3 separate regions of the Homo sapiens genome follow, and all the other regions are linked to region 1. Evidence: chromatin loops called from intact Hi-C (ENCODE). Cell type or tissue: heart right ventricle. All regions are shown on one strand. Each heading gives the region's core, and the rest is flanking DNA. Links, peaks and the distances in the headings are about the cores only. Region 1 has its middle 9.0 kb from the start of KCNN3. Region 2 overlaps SHE (Src homology 2 domain containing E). Region 3 holds the start of LOC124904428 (a long non-coding RNA gene).

Region 1 (5,732 bases), core at 296-5,295:
ATAAGCTCCTTGGTGACAGGAGCTTATGGTATAAATTGGAAAACACACACACACACAAAACACTGCACTTCACGCTGCACCCAAATTGTGTGTTGAATACATAAGCAGGTAAGAGGGTGAGTGAGTTTAGCCTGACTGAGAGTTTGGGCACTTTGACCCAGGACACATTACTTGCCCCTTACTTGCCCGGCTGGCCACCAGGAATGCCAACTGGTAAGTGTAGGCCTTCTGTCCACACTTCTTTCCTGAGAGTCCCTGGATGTCTAGACCCTGGGTGAAGCCTCTTATAATGAATGCCCACCTAACCCCTGCCCCTGCAAGCCATGATCTGAGGAGCAAGGTAGGACTACAGCATGTCACCTGTCCCCTGGCCACGCACCAACAACTCTCAGCCACCTATGGGTGCCAAGGAGTCTTCAGCTTCACACAGGCTCCTCCCCATACTCTGCTTTGCTAAAGAAAAACTGGAGCTCTTTTGCATCATCTGAGTGTCAAGGTAAAGGGGACATACGGCCTGACTCCCTACACTTGGAGCATTTACTGAGGGCCAACTGTGGGCATTCATGGTTCCAACACGCCAGGGAGTAAAGTTAGTATGCCCATTCTATAGATGAAGAAACTGAGTCAAATTTCAGAGAAGGTTAACTGGCCTGCTCTTGTTCACAGTGGGAGGGGAGAGTCCAAGCCATGAGCCACACAGGTCTATGCGCTCTGAGAGGTCACAACCTCTCCACTCAGCCTCTGCTACTGAACTTCATTGCTTTCCAGAGAAAGTATCCCTCCTGCCCACCACTCCCACCCAGGTCCTCCATGAAACCCCCTCTAACAACAGGAGTGGGAAAAGGTTTCAAAAGAGCAGCTCCATGGAGATCTGTCTGGACAAAGGTTGGTGATTCTGCTTCTAAAACTCTGCAGAGGCCAGGATGGCCCTAACATGGAGAGAAGACAGTGGAGTGGCCAGGCCAGGCCAGGCACCAGAGCAGTCTTGGGCTGGGAATCGGTCCATCTGATTCCGAGTTGCCATTTTCCTGCCAGGGACCATGACGAGCAAGGTGCGCCCCTCTGAGCCTGTGAAACTGGGATCGTTCACACCTCCTGCACAGTTGTCTTGTGAAAACTGAGATACATTTTAAAATGTGTCTCCTGACCCCTTCTCTGAGGCTTTGGTGTAGGAACTTGTTGTTCTAACCAGATGAGTCAGTCCGGATGGGAACGTTTATTTACTTGAGGGAGTCAAAGGTCGAATGGAAGGTGCTGATACCGTGTCTGGAAAGAAGGCATGGGAAATGGGCACAGGTTGCCAACATTCTGTCACCAAGATGCCTGCCGGGCTCACAGGGAGCCAGTGGAGGTGCATACTTTGCACACGGTGAAGTGCTGCCGACGTGCACTGGCCAGTACAAGAGAGGGGTCTGTGCAGACCCCTGACTGACAAGGGCTCAGCATGGAAGCCTCGGCCCCAGAGTCTGGGTAGGTCCACTGTCTGCATGGGGCCGACTCGGTAGAGAGAGCCATCACTTGCCATCCTGGGTGCGTGTGTCCTGCCCAGCCCCACACTGTGGTGTAGGTGATGACACCCACCCCCACTGGAGACTTGGCTCCACAGGGTGGGATTTGCGTCTATTTTATTCACTGCTATAACCCCAGTGCCCAAAACAGGGCCTGTCATAGAGCATGTTCTCAATTCAGATTTGCTGAATAAATCAGCTTCCTGGCCCCAGTCTCAAACGACTCACAGAAAATAAAAACTCTAACAGTTTCCGGGGAGAGGGGAGAGATACCATTAGGAGATATACCTAATGCTAAATGACGAATTAATGGGTGCAGCACACCAACATGGCACATGTATACATATGTAACAAACCTGCACGTTGTACACATGTACCCTAAAACTTAAAGTATAATAATAATTTAAAAAAAAAAAAACTCTAACAGTTTCCCAAATGCAGAACAGGCACCTGAGCAGCAGCCCAAGGGAGGGCCCAGACCGGAGCAGCCATGGATTCCTAGCAGGGAAGAAGGCGGCCAGTGTCTCGTGGGCCTGGATGGATGTCTCTCCCACAGGGAGGGCAGTGAGGGACGAGCAGGGCCGGCTGGCAGTTGAGGCCACAGCCCCCTGAGCCAGCCCCTCCCTGGACCCCAGGTGGCCAGTAGCAGATCCCCGCCCCGCCCTGGCTCTGAGATTGCGGTCCGAGCTGGTCAGTGCTCACCCATGGGGATGGGGGCAGAGCAACCTGTGGCGGGTTTGTGAGGAGTGTGGCGGCCTCTGCTGGTGGCGTATGCACATAGCTTCGCACTCCAGGCACCTTGGGAGATGCGAGGGAGCCCCCAGACAGCATCTGAACCCCGGCCTCAGCTTTCTGCTTCCTTCCATGGAGGCCCAGGGACTGGATCTGGTGCCAGAATCAACTTCTGTGAATATTTTGCAAAAGTCGCTCTTATTTCCCAGGCTTCCTTGGGTTTTTTCACCATTGGGGAAGAAGAAACCATCTGTTGTCTGTCCCGGGTGAGGGCACCATAAAGCCTTTGAATGAGAGGGCTGGACAGGATGCCAGAGGCGCCTCCAGGCCCACCACCCTATTAGCAAGAGAAGACCTCCGGAGATGGGAGGGGACTTGCCTGTACTCATTCGTGAGTCAGGCACAAAGCCGGGACTCGAGCCCGGCCTCCGCGATGGTCCCCTTCAACTGGTCCATCATCTCTCGGTTGCTATGGGGCATCCACCAACACAGCTCCACTCCCGGTTGCTGCTGTGAAACGAGGGAAGAAGCCCCCTCTCCCCTCAGCACAGCCACCAGGCACAGTCAGGAGCTGCAACCTGGGTGCCCAGCCCTCTGACAGGAATCCTGCAGAAGGCCAGGCCCCTCTCCTGCCTCCCGCCCTTGTTTTGCCTCCCTTCGCTCCTGGGAAAGGTGGCAGCCGGAGGGTTGCTATGGACACCGCAGTCGGGCTCTCCCTCCGCAGTAATAATCCGAAGATGCCCTCCCTGCTGGAGTCCAAGTCTCTAATTGCCGAGCCTCAGAGGCAGTGATGCTGCCGCACAGGAAGTACTGGGCAGCTGGAGAACCCAAGGATTAGATGGGCTGAGAAGGGAAAGAGAGAGTGACAAGATGGAAATCACCTGAAATTGGAAGCAACAAGCTTGACCTATGTAGGTAGATTGACAAAACCAATGTCGATTTAGCCAGAATTAGAAAAGCAATAGCGTCTTAACAGGCCCCCCATCAAATCGGACACCTAATCACTGTGGCCAGCGTCTCTCAGGTGGGATGCTGAGTGGAAAAGGAGGGAGAGGAGAGGCGCCACAGCTGTGTACATGGGCAGTGACTGCAGGAAAGACCTTGACAGCCATTTTGCTCTAATTTGAGAACCACAGGTCCAGGACTTTTCTGAGCTGGATTCCTGGCCACTCTGCTGCCTTGAGGCAGAAGCACCCTGGCTCCCCACTGCCACACAGGCCCCCTTGTTTGTCCCGACTGGGAAACCAGATCATTATCACCACTGCTAGTCTCCCCACCATGAAAACAGAGCATGCTCCTTACCAGGGTCTCTGCCATGAGACCAGGGCATACCACCTCCATGAGCAGCCTCTCCAGGGGATCAGGACACTGTCACTGCTGTTCTGTCCCCACCATTAGACCAGAACTTTTCCTTCACTGTTGGGCTCCCCACCTTGAAATCAGAGCATTGTCACCTCTATTCATGTGACACCCCACCTACCCACCTACACATCAGACCAAGTCACCAAGGCCACAAGACTTTACACAGCCACAGACATAGGTCCAATGTGGAGCATCCAAACCAAAGATCACATGCTACTGGGCAGAGCAAAGTTGGTCTCACCTCCAGAGCCCGCAGGGCCACACAAACCTTTATAGAGAGGGCACAGAGGGAAGTGCGCTAGGCCCTGCAATTCACCCCACATGTCTGTGGCCACTGGGTTTGCCTTCTGGAGGCTGTGCTTGTCTCACGCAGACCCTAACGCCTGGTGACATTGGGGCATAGCCATGAGGAGGACAAAGTTAGATTTGCTCCACCCTGACCACCAGCAGAGAATCCCCCCTGCCACGTGCATCAACCCTGGAGGAAATGTGAATGAACTAGGGAAGCCCACCTCCATCCCAGAGATCCTTGGGATAGATATAGACACACACACACACGTATATATAGACACACATACATACACATACATATAGATACCTACACACACGTATATGTGTATATCCATGTGGACACATATATATATATTTATACATAAAGAGAAAGGGAGAGATGGAGGGCAGGATGGAAGGCTTCTCTAAATCCTTCAATCTACCACTGTCTCTCTCAGTGAGGCAGTTTTTATCATCCCAATTTACAAAGAAAAACTGACCCAGAGAGGCCTAGGGACTTGCCCAGGATGAAATAACTGAGTTTCAGATTCCAAGGCCCAGCACCCTCGTCTTGGCTCTCTTCCCATCTGGTGTTTGAAAGTCACGCCTCAGAATGGGAATGGATGAGGCTGCACATCTGAGAGAGAATGGATGCCAAATAGAAGCCATTATTCTAACCAGGGAGCTTTTTCCTACAATTTAAGAAACCTCGCCTCCTCTGATTATTTCCGAAATTGTGTTCCCAGGGCCGATTTTATGACAGAGTGCTGCTGTGGCAATCCCTGTGGCCCAACACAGGAACTCCTGGGAGACCTGGCGAGTGCTAATCCTCCTTTCTTAGCACACTATCTTCTCCTCCGGCAAACCCAGTGATTAAGCCTCCTGGTAGCCCCAGGAACTGGCACATGTGAGCCTCAGAGAGTAAGAAAGGCCAGTGGCTTCCTACTTACTTCTTGCTACTTCCATTATAGAAGCTTCTGAGCCCACCAGGAGGGCTAGAGAAGGAAAAGGAAAAAGGGTGGGAGCCCGCCCTCGCAGCCCCTAACATCTTACTACCGCAGTTCCTAGCAGTGTGAGCTTTAACTGTGATCAGCAGGGCGCACACTTCTGCATCTCCTGACTAGGGCCAAGTAAGCTGTCAACTCCCCCTTGCCCAATGGAGAAGTTTTGGGTCATCCAGTGTCCTCAGACCCAAGGATCTCAGCTGATCGAACGAGCTTCTGGCCGTAGAGAGAAAGGACAAGATAGCAAGAAATCCTGAGAGACCTGAACCCTGGGTCTGAGACTGCAGGAAGTTGATTTGTGTAGTACTGGTACCAAGGCAGAAATTGTCCAGAAGAACAGATTGCCAGAGACAAGCAGGCAGCCAGTATCTCCTACTCCAGATTAGACAAGTTCTAGCTGAAAAGATCTGCTCTCCCTGTGAAGTGTAGTTGTGAAGAGGTTGGCATGGTGCTAGGCAGGTGCCTGATGAAGGTTCATTTCCTTCTCTCCTCACTTTTCATCCCTCTCATATGAAGGGGTTTCACGGACCGAGAAGGGGTCTTGGATCAGAACTCTAAAAGCTTTAAATTCGAGGAATACAATTAACCTTAGTCCAGCCATTGCTCAGGAAAGGGAGAGGGAGGCACCCTGGTTTCCAGGAATGTGTGGCATGTAGGAAGGAGCTCTGGGCTCACGTGAAGTTAGCTGCGCCCTGGCTGGCCTGGGCAGGGCCCATCTGAGGACAGGAGCCCAGTGTCTCTGGTGCTCACTATCACCTGCAGGATCCTGCGCCTTCTTGTCTTTGACCTCCTGAAGAGCTTGGAGGGATTAAAGTCAAACTAACCTAAGGGATGGACAGAACCCACTCCAAGGCCA
Region 2 (5,000 bases), core at 1-5,000, 400 kb before region 1:
GAAAAGAAAAGAAAACTCTGCACTCATTAAACAACTCCCCATTTCCTCCTTCCCCAGCCCCTGGCAACTACCATTCTACTTTCTATGAATTTGACTACTCTGGGTACCTCATGTAAGTGGAATCATACAGTATTTGTCTTTTTGTGACTGACGGGTTTCACTCAGCGTAATGGTCTGTGTCAGGATTCCCTTCCTTGTTGAGGCTGAATGATACTCTGCTGTATTGCCAGCGTCAGTTATGGGAGTAGCAAGATAATGAAGCACACCCTGCCCAGTGGCTTCCAGAAGTTCCTGGTCTACAAGGTCAAGGAGCCGGAATGAAGCGCTGCTGATGTGCAACAAATTATACTGAGCTGAGATTGCTCACAATGTTTCCTCCAGAACCACAAGGCCACTGTGGAGCGAGCAGCCCCGTGGGCCATCAGTCACCACTCCCAAGGCCAGGCTGTGCAGCGAAGAAAATGAACAGACAACTCAGTCTATGTTTTGTTTTTAAATGAAATCATAAAAAGTGCAAAAAAAAAAAAAAAAAAAACACTCTAGAGTGAGACCTGGGCCGCAATCTGGGCTCTACCACTTACTATGACTGACCCAAGACAAGTTATTTCATCATTCTAAGCACCCGTGTTTTTATCTGAAAAACAAGGTTCCCACCTGGCTGAGTTGTGGCAGATTAAATGAGATGCTGTATGATGAAAAGCATTTGTTCAGCAGCACACCTGGTGCGGAAAAAGAGTCTATTCTCACTACTTACATCTTGGCCTTTCACAGGGTCAGAATCCAACATTCAACACTCAAACCCTGGGTGCTTGTAAACACGTGTTCAATCTGAATTCTGAAAACCATTACTCTAATTGCTCGGGTGGTGGGTGGCGGGAGCATTTCTTAATGCAAACTTCCTCTTCTCTTAAACACAGATGGGTTAAAACAATAGGCACTTGTTCCACCTGGTGGCAACTTACATAAATGTTTAATGGAAGTTAAAAACTTGAAACCATGTTAGGAATTTTGGAGGGGAAAACTTTTTGATAGCAGACTCAACAGTATGCCCTTCTAGGACCTGACGTGAATTTATTTGTGCATTTCCAAATAGGAGCTTCCAACAGGGCTTCTCCACCATTGGCTGTGTATCCAAATCACCTGGTACAATTTTTTTTTAAAATAGGTTTTTGAACTTTGCAACAGACTTAGGGCATCCCACAGATGGCATGGGACATTTGTATTAATAACAAACTGATAAAAACAGAAGCAGAGCCCAAATCTTCTATCTAGTGAGGGATGAGAACCAGTGCACTAACTTTCGACTCAGGAAGAGATGGGCCAGGAAATGGCAGTAAAACATCACTGTATTACTATTTTACTTGGGAAGAAAAACATAATAGAAGGACTCTAAATGTGAACAGAGTAAATAAAAGATAGAATCTGCTGGTTATGTTCCATCATGGTGTTTCTATATTTCATTAATGGTGACTGCAAATGAAACTCTGCTGTAGCTCTTACCATGGGAAGTATTTTTCTGAAGGAAGATGATTCTCAGAGCTAACTGAATTAAGCAAAACCACTGTAGTTTTCTTGGAATAATGTTTATTTAAAGTTACATTTCAGAGGAAACTATCTTCAGGAGGGCATGAAGCCTATATTGGCTACTGCAAAACAACCAGAAGTTTTATAAAATATTTCTGATTTAAATTACTAAGGCACTATAGATAGACACCTATATTACATACAATCTTCAAACATTTTTAAAAGTTGAAACTATGTATTAGTTGATATCTAAAATATTAAAGCCCCTGACAAACTGAACGGCTAAGAACTTGACAAAATGAGACGCCTGTTTCAATGATTCTGTTGCCAGCATATTAATTAAAATACAATTTGAGATTCTAAATTACACGATCCAGCCTTAGTCCAGGGACCTTGTGATGATAGTTGTATTAGACTTCAAAACACCCTTTCCGCAGGAAAGGGCATTTTTCAAGATGGCAACTGCTGTGTCATCATTTTCCCTTTTCTGGACTGTATCAGAAATCCTTCAGAAAGCCCTACCCTTAAATGCACAGCTGCTTTTCCCAACTGCAGTTTTCTCTTTTCCCATTAGATGGCAGTAACGCACCATCTCTCTTCACACAGGGTCAGCGGTGGAGGGTAAGTTGAACAGAAGGCCCACTGCACAGCAGGCCAAGTTTCTCTAGTCCACGTTAGTGGGGCACAAAAATTGGAAATGAGAATACAGAAGAGTGATTCTAACCAGGTCATAAGGCCAAACTAGTGCTAGTTATGGAAAAATAGGAGACAACTAGTGAACGAGAGATCTGTGAAGGGTTTCAGTGCAATCCTGCTGAGTGTCAAGGGGTGCGGGGAAGGGAAATGAAATCGACATCACTGCACTCCCTAAACCCTGGAAGGAGGGAGAAACAAGGGGCTAACCTTTGACTGAAAAAGGGCATCTGACAGAACAGAAACTAACCCCACTTAACCCGCAACTGAAGAATGCCTCACAGTTATTCTTCTGAATATCAAGATGCATCCAGTAACAACAGCCAATAACAGACTAGTAACAGAGTTACATAATCCAATTAACAAATTAGGACAATTTCCCACCACCTGCCTCAAAAACTCCTGGCTGCCCCTATCAGCTACCTGCCCACCTCCCCATCCTGCGGCAGAGGCTAGTACACAAATACCAATTCTGCAAAGTACGGAGACTTCCAACAGCAAAGAATAAAGGCTTTCTAAAATGCTTAAGAAAGTGCTTTGAATAACTTAAAATGACACTTCTGCCCCCAACAGAGAGTAGATATATCAATATTTACCTTTTTGTATACATATTAACACTTCTCCATTATTTTATTCCTAGCTTAAATACACACAAGGCCAGTGGTTTGCAGGCCATCCTGAGATACAACTATGGTATCAAAGTAAATAGCAAGGTCCTTTACTCTCTCTTCTTATAGGCCTGAAACTAACCAACTGAACTTGTCCAGTCATCGCAAGCAAGTATTTTTTTTAAAGAAGGTGTGATCAAGAAGAACACTGACACAGCTCTATGGATGCTAAATTCAAGGCAAATTCACTGAAAGACATTCTTCTCACCAGAGAATATCCTGGGAGATGGAATAACTCGAAGGAATGAGGACTACAGGAAAATACTTGTCTCAAGACAAAATGACAAAAAGCCAGAGCATTCAGAGCTCAGAGAACATGTCACAGAGCTTCAGATCAGCTGGCCATGGAGGTTTAACAAGGAAGCCATTAGGGACACCCTGCTGGGCCTAATTGTTTTTAGAACATATGGAACTTTGTGCCACCACACAGCTGTGAACTCCCTGGCTTTTGTCAGCTTGTGTCACAACCTCAAGAAGAAAATAGCTCACTAACGCCCCCACCTCTGACTTCCCACTAATTTACTATATTTCTTCTTATAACCTCCTGTACAACTGTAAAGCAACTGGACAATATGTAAACTCTGCCTCTCCTCTACTTTTAATTCTATAAAGAATATAGTATGACTTGTCACAGAGAAACAGTATAGAAGAAGCATAATACTGGGCATATGACAGAAGCTCAATAAATACTTAATGTATCTGGCCTGTTTTCAAGATGTTATTTCATTATACATTCATCACAGTTGCTGGGTATGGGCCAAAAATCATTTAGTGCACAAAGAAAAATTGTATAAAGCTTTTAGCATTTATTAAAATTAGAATAACTGCTGTATTCCCTTTGTAGAATAAGGTTAAGTAAAAACGTTTCATTTCTAGAATGTTAAACTAAAAATAAGTTTAACACAATGAATAATTTGTATAAAGATAATAAATATTTGTTGAATGGATGCTGAAAAAACCTTTTAAAATCTTACACTAAAGATATAGTAAATGAACCAATACACACTGAAAACATTCTATCAGTATCTGAAAAAAACATTCCTTTTGGTTTTTTGTTTGCTTGCTTGTTGAGACAGGGTCTCACTCTGTCACTCAGGCTGGAGTGCAATGGTGCGATCATGGCTCGCTGCAGCCTTGACCTGAGCAGAGGTGATCCACCTACCTCAGCCTCCCGAATAGCTGGAACCACAGGCATCCACCACCAGGCCAGGCTTTTTTTTTTTTTTTTTTTTGAGATGGAGTTTCGCTCTTGTCACCCAGGATGGAGTGCAGTGACATAATCTTGGCTCACTGCAACCTCCACCTCCTGGGCTCAAGTGATTCTCGTGCCTCAGCCTCCCAAGCAGCTGGAACTACAGGTGCCCGCCACCGTGCCCAGCTAATTTTTGTATTTTTACTACAGACAGGGTTTCACCATGTTGGCCAGGCTGGTCTCAAACTCCTGACCTCACGTGATCTGCCTGCCTCAGCCTCCCAAATTGTTGGGATTACGTGCATGAGCCACCGCACCCAGCCTACATTCTTTATTAATAAAATCATTGTGTTCCAGTGAGGAAAAGTTCCTCTTAAATTTTTAAAATCAAAGATCACACAACCTTTTGGCTGAGATCTTATCTGAATAAAGAAGCAAAAATTTACTAACCTCTAAATCTTACAGTCAAATGTAACTAGTAACTACAAAGGTATACTTTCCTAAAAAATTAACCAAATCAACATTTTGTGTGTATTTATAAGCTACAAAGGTTAACTTTTCATTGATGACAGTCAGTACATTTGCATATGGGGCAGTTTTGAGACCCAAATGACCAACCCCAGAATACAGACACATCTGCTGAATTTTAATTCTGGAGCCATTCACCATAGTACTCTTCTCACAGTATGCCATTCCCATGGTTTTTTTCACAGTAAATAAACTGGTGATATAAGCTCATGATAAATCATAAAGATCCTAATACTATGAATCTTAAGTAATGGTATTTAAGAGAAAACCTCTAGGTCTTTTCAAACACTTCTGTATAGTACAAGGCAGTCTGCTTGGTACAGAACGAGAGAATCTTTGTAGGCTTTAGAGACCCAGTTCATATAATCAGATCTTAGGGTTGCATTTTTAAAAAA
Region 3 (5,732 bases), core at 303-5,302, 210 kb before region 1:
TTCTCAGAGCAGGAGGTCACTCAACTGGCTTATCAAAGGGCTGTTTACTCCTCAAGGCTGGCTTCAAAACCCTCGCCTCCCTGTATCCACCAATCCTAAACTATTATATTAATATCATGAATTTTGCTCAATCGCAGTCATCCCCCTGCCCCAGGCCCCTGCCTTGAAAGACCCACTTTAACCCAGACCCTCTAACCCATGTGAATATCCCACCCATGATCTCCTCCTGAGACACTACTAAGGCTGTCAAGGTAGTAGTCTTCCTTGCCCCATTAAACAATACATTTAGCTTTGCTGATAAACAAGTTTCTTCTATGATCTCTTTGGGGAAGGAGCAGCTGACACATATTATACTCTCAAAAGTATATAGTTTGGATGATAAATTAAATGATTCCTATTGTTGTAAATTATATGTTAACATATTAATATGTAATATTTATTGTTCTCATTTAATCCTCACAATAATCCTATGAGCTAGGTATTATTATACTAGCATTGTACAGATATGAAAATTAAGGCACAGAGAACTTAAGTAACTTACCCAAAATCATGTAACTACTAAGGGGAAGAGGTTGGATTACAATCCAAATAATCTGACTCCAGAGCTGATACTCATTTTTAAAAAATAGTTTTACTGTTAATCTTAAAATCACAAATTTACAGAAAAGTTGCAAGGATTGTATGAAGAAATCCACCACAGGCCTGGCATGGTGGCTCATGCCTGTAATCCCAGCACTTTGGGAGGCAGAGGCGGGTGGATCATCTGAGGTCAGGAGTTCGAGACCAGCCTGGCCAACATGGTGAAACCCCGCCTCTACTAAATAAAAATACAAAAATTAGCACCTGTAATCCTAGCTACTTGGGAGGCTGAGGCAGGAGAATTGTTTGAACCCAGGAGGTGGAGATTGCAGTGGGCTGAGATCACGCCACTGCACACTCCAGCCTGGGCAACAGAATGAGACTCTGTCTCAAAAAAAAAAAGAACTCCACTACCAAAATCACTGGAGAGTAAGTTCTCAACCTGATGTCCCTTTACCCCCAAATACTTTAGTGTGTGATTCCTACGAACAAGGTCACTCTCCTATGTGACCCTACTCCAGCCATCACCATGAGAAACTTGATATTGATATGTAACTACTTATAGCCCTCAGATCCTATTCAAGTGTTGCCAGTTGTTCCAATAATGGTCTTTACAGTAGAAGAATCCAGTGCAGAATCACATGTTGCATTTAGTCCTAAGTGTCTTTACTTTCTTTCAGTCTGGAACAGTTCCTCAGGTTTTCCTTAACTTTCATGACTTTGACACTTTTGAAGATTACAGGCTATTTTGTAAAATGTCCCTCACTTTGAGTTTGTCAGCTGTCTCTCCATGATTAGATTCAGCTTATAATCTCTGAGAGGAGCATCACAGAAGTGGTACTGTGTCCCCATCACATTCCATCAGGTGGAACAAGATTCTGATTTGTTCCATTATTGATAACGTCTGCTCTGATCACTTGATTTAGGTGGTGTCTCCCAAGGCTTTTCACTGTAAAGTTACTCTTACTCCCTTTGTAATTAATCTTTTGCAGAGCAGTATTCCAAAACTACGTAAATAACCTATTCTTCATCAAACTTTCTATTTACTTATTTAATTGATTTGTATCACTTTAGACTCACATTTCCTATTCATTCAATGGGTTGCTATCTGTTATTACTTCATTACTTATTTTTGTTTTATTTTATTTATTTATTTATTTTGCTCTGTTGCCCAGGCCGGAGTGCAGTGGCATCATCTCGGCACACCACAATCTCTGCCTCCCAGGTTCAAGTGATCCTCCCACCTCAGCCTCCCAAGTAACTGGGATTACAGGCACATGCCACCAGGCCTGGCTAATTTTTTGTATTTTTGGTAGAGACAGGGTTTTACCATGTTGCCCAGGCTGGTCTCCAACTCCTGAGCTTAAGCAATCTGCCCACCTTGGCCTCCTAAAGTGCTGGGATTACAGGCACGAACCACCATGTCTGGCCTACTTGATTACTTGTTTTGATAACTTAATTGTTCTAGATTTGGCCACTGAGTGTGCCTGCAAACTGGCTTCCATATGATTTTGACATGCTCCATCATTGTTTTCTTTTCTTTTCTTTTTTTTAGACTGAGTCTCACTCTTGTTGCTCAGGCTGGAGTGCAGTGGTGAGATCTCAGCTCATTGCAACCTCTGCCTCCTGGATTCAAGCGATTCTCCTGCCTCAGCCTCCCAAGTAGCTGGGATTACAGATGCTCGCCACCATGCCCAGCTAATTTTTGTACTTTTAATAGAGATGGGGTTTCACCATGTTGGCCAGGCTGGTCTGGAACTCCTGACCTCAGGTGATCCGCCCTCCTCGACCTCCCAGAGTGCGGGGATTATAGGTGTGAGCCACCATGCCCTGCCACTCCAACATTGTTTTAAGCAATTTCTTGTTTTGGTAGGTGAATAAATATTTTTTACTTATATGAAAGGCCGAATTAGGTGTATATATAGAATTTAAGTTAATTGCATTTGCTCAAAGGATGGTATTTTGTGTTAAAATGAAATATCCTCCCAGAATTTTAAATCATGCAGCATGAACAGACATAAATGACAGCACCTATTTCTCAATGGGAGCTCTCACAGAGCGTCTGTTACAGCAAGAGAAATGAATTGGTTCCATGTTTTCTCCATTAGAAGACTATAATTAGAAACTGAGTCTTTGAATAGCATTTTTATCACCCTTAATTTTCAGTTTCTCATTTAAAAAATCCGTATATTTGTTGTTCTGTGAAAAATGTATTAATAGCTCTGCAAATGCTCCACTGCCCTTAGGAAAAAGATTGTATATTTAAATAGTCTTGGCTGGGCGTAGTGGCTCACACTTGTAATCCCAGCATTTTGGGAGGACACGGTGAGAGGATCACTTGAGCCCAGGAATTTGAGACCAGCCTGGGCAATATAGTGAGACTCTGCTTCTACAAAAAAAAAAAAAAAAGTCCTTTCAGGCACTTGAGATTGAGCACCTCCCCGCTCTGGCCTCTGCACTGGGGACGTACTCATCTGCATGCAAGCTCATCTCCGCTATCCTGTAGCGAGCACCTCGGGGTATGGCCTTTATACCTGCCTGGACCCCTCTTTGGGCCTGGTGTGCTCCAGATGCCTGGTAAGTGCTAATTGGACAGACTGGGTGGCCATGCACTGTGTCTCACTTCTGCCCACAGGATGGCAGCATTTGCTCAGAGCTCTGGCCCCACTAGGTGCTTGACTCTGGGAGTTCGTAAGACCTGGTTTCTTCCTGAAATGAAAACAGTGCTTTAGGTCTCTTCCTATGAAGGAACCCTCCATAAACTAATAGACAGTGTTATTTGCCCACCCCCTCTTCAATGTGCTTCGTGGAAAATGACATCTTTGAGGTGAATGACATGATGTTTTTGGACTATAGGCATCCATCCTCAAAGGGCTATCTAGCTCCAGAGTTGGTGTTAGCTAAAACTGAGCAAGCAGGCTGAACTCAGCAGCTCATTTTGTGTACAAGTCATTTAATGCAGAGAATTACTAGTTTTATTTAAAGATAATAGAGGAAAAAGGAACTATTAAGCACTTGCTGTATGCTATATGTTTTAAACCAGGGGTTCTCAAATTGAGTGGGCATCAGAATCACCTACAGGGACTGGTTAAAACAGACTGGCTTGGCACGGTGGCTCACACCTATAATCCCAGATACTCAGGAGGCCGAGGCAGGAGGATCACTCAACGCCAGAAGTTGGAGATCAGCCTGGCCAACAGAGTGAGACCATTGTCTGTACAAAAACTTAAGAAATTAGCCGAGCATTGTGGCATACGCCTGTAGTCCCAGATACTCAAGAGGCATGGGTAAGAGGACTGCTTGAGCCTAGGAGGTTGAGGCTATAGTAAGAGACGATTGCACTGAGAGGTAACAGCGTGCTGGCAGTCCTCACAGCCTTCGCTTGCTCTCGACGCCTCCTCTGCCTGGGCTCCCACTTTGGCAGCACTTGAGGAGCACTTCAGCCCACCGCTGCACTGTGGGGGCCCCTTTCTGGGCTGGCCAAGGCCGGAGCCGGCTCCCTCAGCTTGCAGGGAGGTGTGGAGGGAGAGGTGCGAGTGGGAACCAGGGCTGCGCCTGGCGCTTGCGGGCCATCTGGAGTTCCGGGTGGGCGTGGGCTTGGCGGGCCCCACACTCGGAGCAGCCGGCCGGCCCTGCCAGCCCCGGGCAATGAGGGGCTTAGCACCTGGGCCAGCGGCTGCGGAGGGTGTACTGGGTCCCCCAGCAGTGCCAGCCCGCTGGCGCTGCGCTCGATTTCTCACCGGGCCTTAGCTGCCTTCCCACGGGGCAGGGCTCGGGACCGGCAGCCCATCATGCCTGAGCCTCCCACCCCCTCCATGGGCTCCCAAGCCTCCCCGGTGTGTCCGGAGCCTCCCCGATGAGCACCGCCCCCTGCTCCATGGTGCCCAGTTCCATCGACCACCCAAGGGCTGGGGAGTGTGGGCGCACAGCATGGGACTGGCAGGCAGCTCCACCTGCAGCCCTGATGTGGGATCCACTGGGTGAAGCCAGCTGGGCTCCTAAGTCTGGTGGGGACGTGGAGAACCTTTATGTCTAGCCCAGGGATTGTAAATACAGCAATCGGCACTCTGTATCTAGCTCAAGGTTTGTAAACACACCAATCAGCACCCTGTGTCTAGCTCAGGGTTTGTGAATGCACCAATCCACACTCTGTATCTAGCTACTCTGGTGGGGACTTGGAGAACCTTTGTGTGGACACTCTGTATCTAGCCCATCTAGTGGGGAGGTGGAGAAACTTTGTGTCTAGCTCTGGGATTGTAAATGCACCAATCAGTGCCCTGTCAAAACAGACCACTTGGCTCTACCAATCAGCAGGATGTGGGTGGGGCCAGATGAGAGAATAAAAGCAGGCTGCCGGAGCCAGCAGTGGTAACCCGCTGGGGTCCCCTTCTACACTGTGGAAGCTTTGTTCTTTGCAATAAATCTTGCTACTGCTTACTCTTTGGGTCCACATTGCTTTTATGAGCTATAACACTCACCGCGAAGGTCTGCAGCTACACTCCTGAAGCTAGCGAGACCATGAGCCCACTGGGAGGAAAAAACAACTCCAGACGCGCTGCCTTAAGAGCTGTAACACTCACCGCGAAGGTCTGCAGCTTCACTCCTGAGCCAGCGAGACCACGAACCCAACAGAAGGAAAAATCTCCGAACACATCCAAACATCAGAAGGAACAAACTCCAGTGCGCCACCTTAAGAGCTGTAACACTCACCACGAGGGTCCGCGGCTTCATTCCTGAAGTCAGTGAGACCAAGAACCCGCCAATTCCAGACACGTTTTGGCAACCCAGATGGGACTTTCGCCTATCGCCAAGTGGTGAGACAATCGCCGAGCAGTGAGACCATCGCCTATTGCTGAGCAGTGAGTACCATCGGACCCCTTTCACTTGCTATTCTGTCCTGTCTTTCCTTAGAATTTGGGGGCTAAATACCGGGCACCTGTTGGCCAGTTAAAAGCGACTAGCATGGCCGCCGGACTAAAGACATGGGTGTCAGGCTTTCTGGGAAAGGGCTCTCTAACAACCCCTGACTCTTCTTCGGAGTTGGGACCGTTTGCCTAGAACCAGCTTCCACTTTTCCTGTACTTCTGGGCTGAGCCGAGGGTCGACAGAGAGGAAAGACATGCAGCTCCGGGGTCCCAACAACAAGTTGGTTG

Evidence for each region. Peaks named below come from ENCODE experiments on the same cell type or tissue, not always from the same donor. Only the 100,000 strongest peaks of a DNase experiment are listed, where the experiment ranks them.
Region 2: it touches region 1 in a loop (6-fold over the local background); 63 of 110 quality-filtered maps call a loop at or near these places.
Region 3: it touches region 1 in a loop (16-fold over the local background); 95 of 110 quality-filtered maps call a loop at or near these places.

Annotation. Positions count from the first base shown.
Region 1 is chr1:154,876,406-154,882,137 of GRCh38, forward strand. No RefSeq gene overlaps it. Among named protein-coding and RNA genes, the nearest start is that of KCNN3, 9.0 kb to the left of the region's middle. RefSeq lists enhancers at 921-1,506, 2,092-2,676, 2,476-2,525. In heart right ventricle, for the core only: a CTCF peak has its summit at 2,275 (motif pointing left); a DNase peak (open chromatin) is centred at 2,256.
Region 2 is chr1:154,477,914-154,482,913 of GRCh38, forward strand. SHE (Src homology 2 domain containing E) reads right to left here. Exons shown (of 6, transcript NM_001010846.3): 6 at 1,568-5,000. Among named protein-coding and RNA genes, the nearest start is that of TDRD10, 22 kb to the right of the region's middle. In heart right ventricle, for the core only: a CTCF peak has its summit at 2,092 (motif pointing right); a DNase peak (open chromatin) is centred at 2,128; H3K27ac peaks cover 3,203 bases.
Region 3 is chr1:154,666,647-154,672,378 of GRCh38, forward strand. It overlaps LOC124904428 (a long non-coding RNA gene), which reads left to right and starts at 4,946. Exons shown (of 2, transcript XR_007066636.1): 1 at 4,946-5,438. In heart right ventricle, for the core only: a CTCF peak has its summit at 3,222 (motif pointing right); a DNase peak (open chromatin) is centred at 3,205.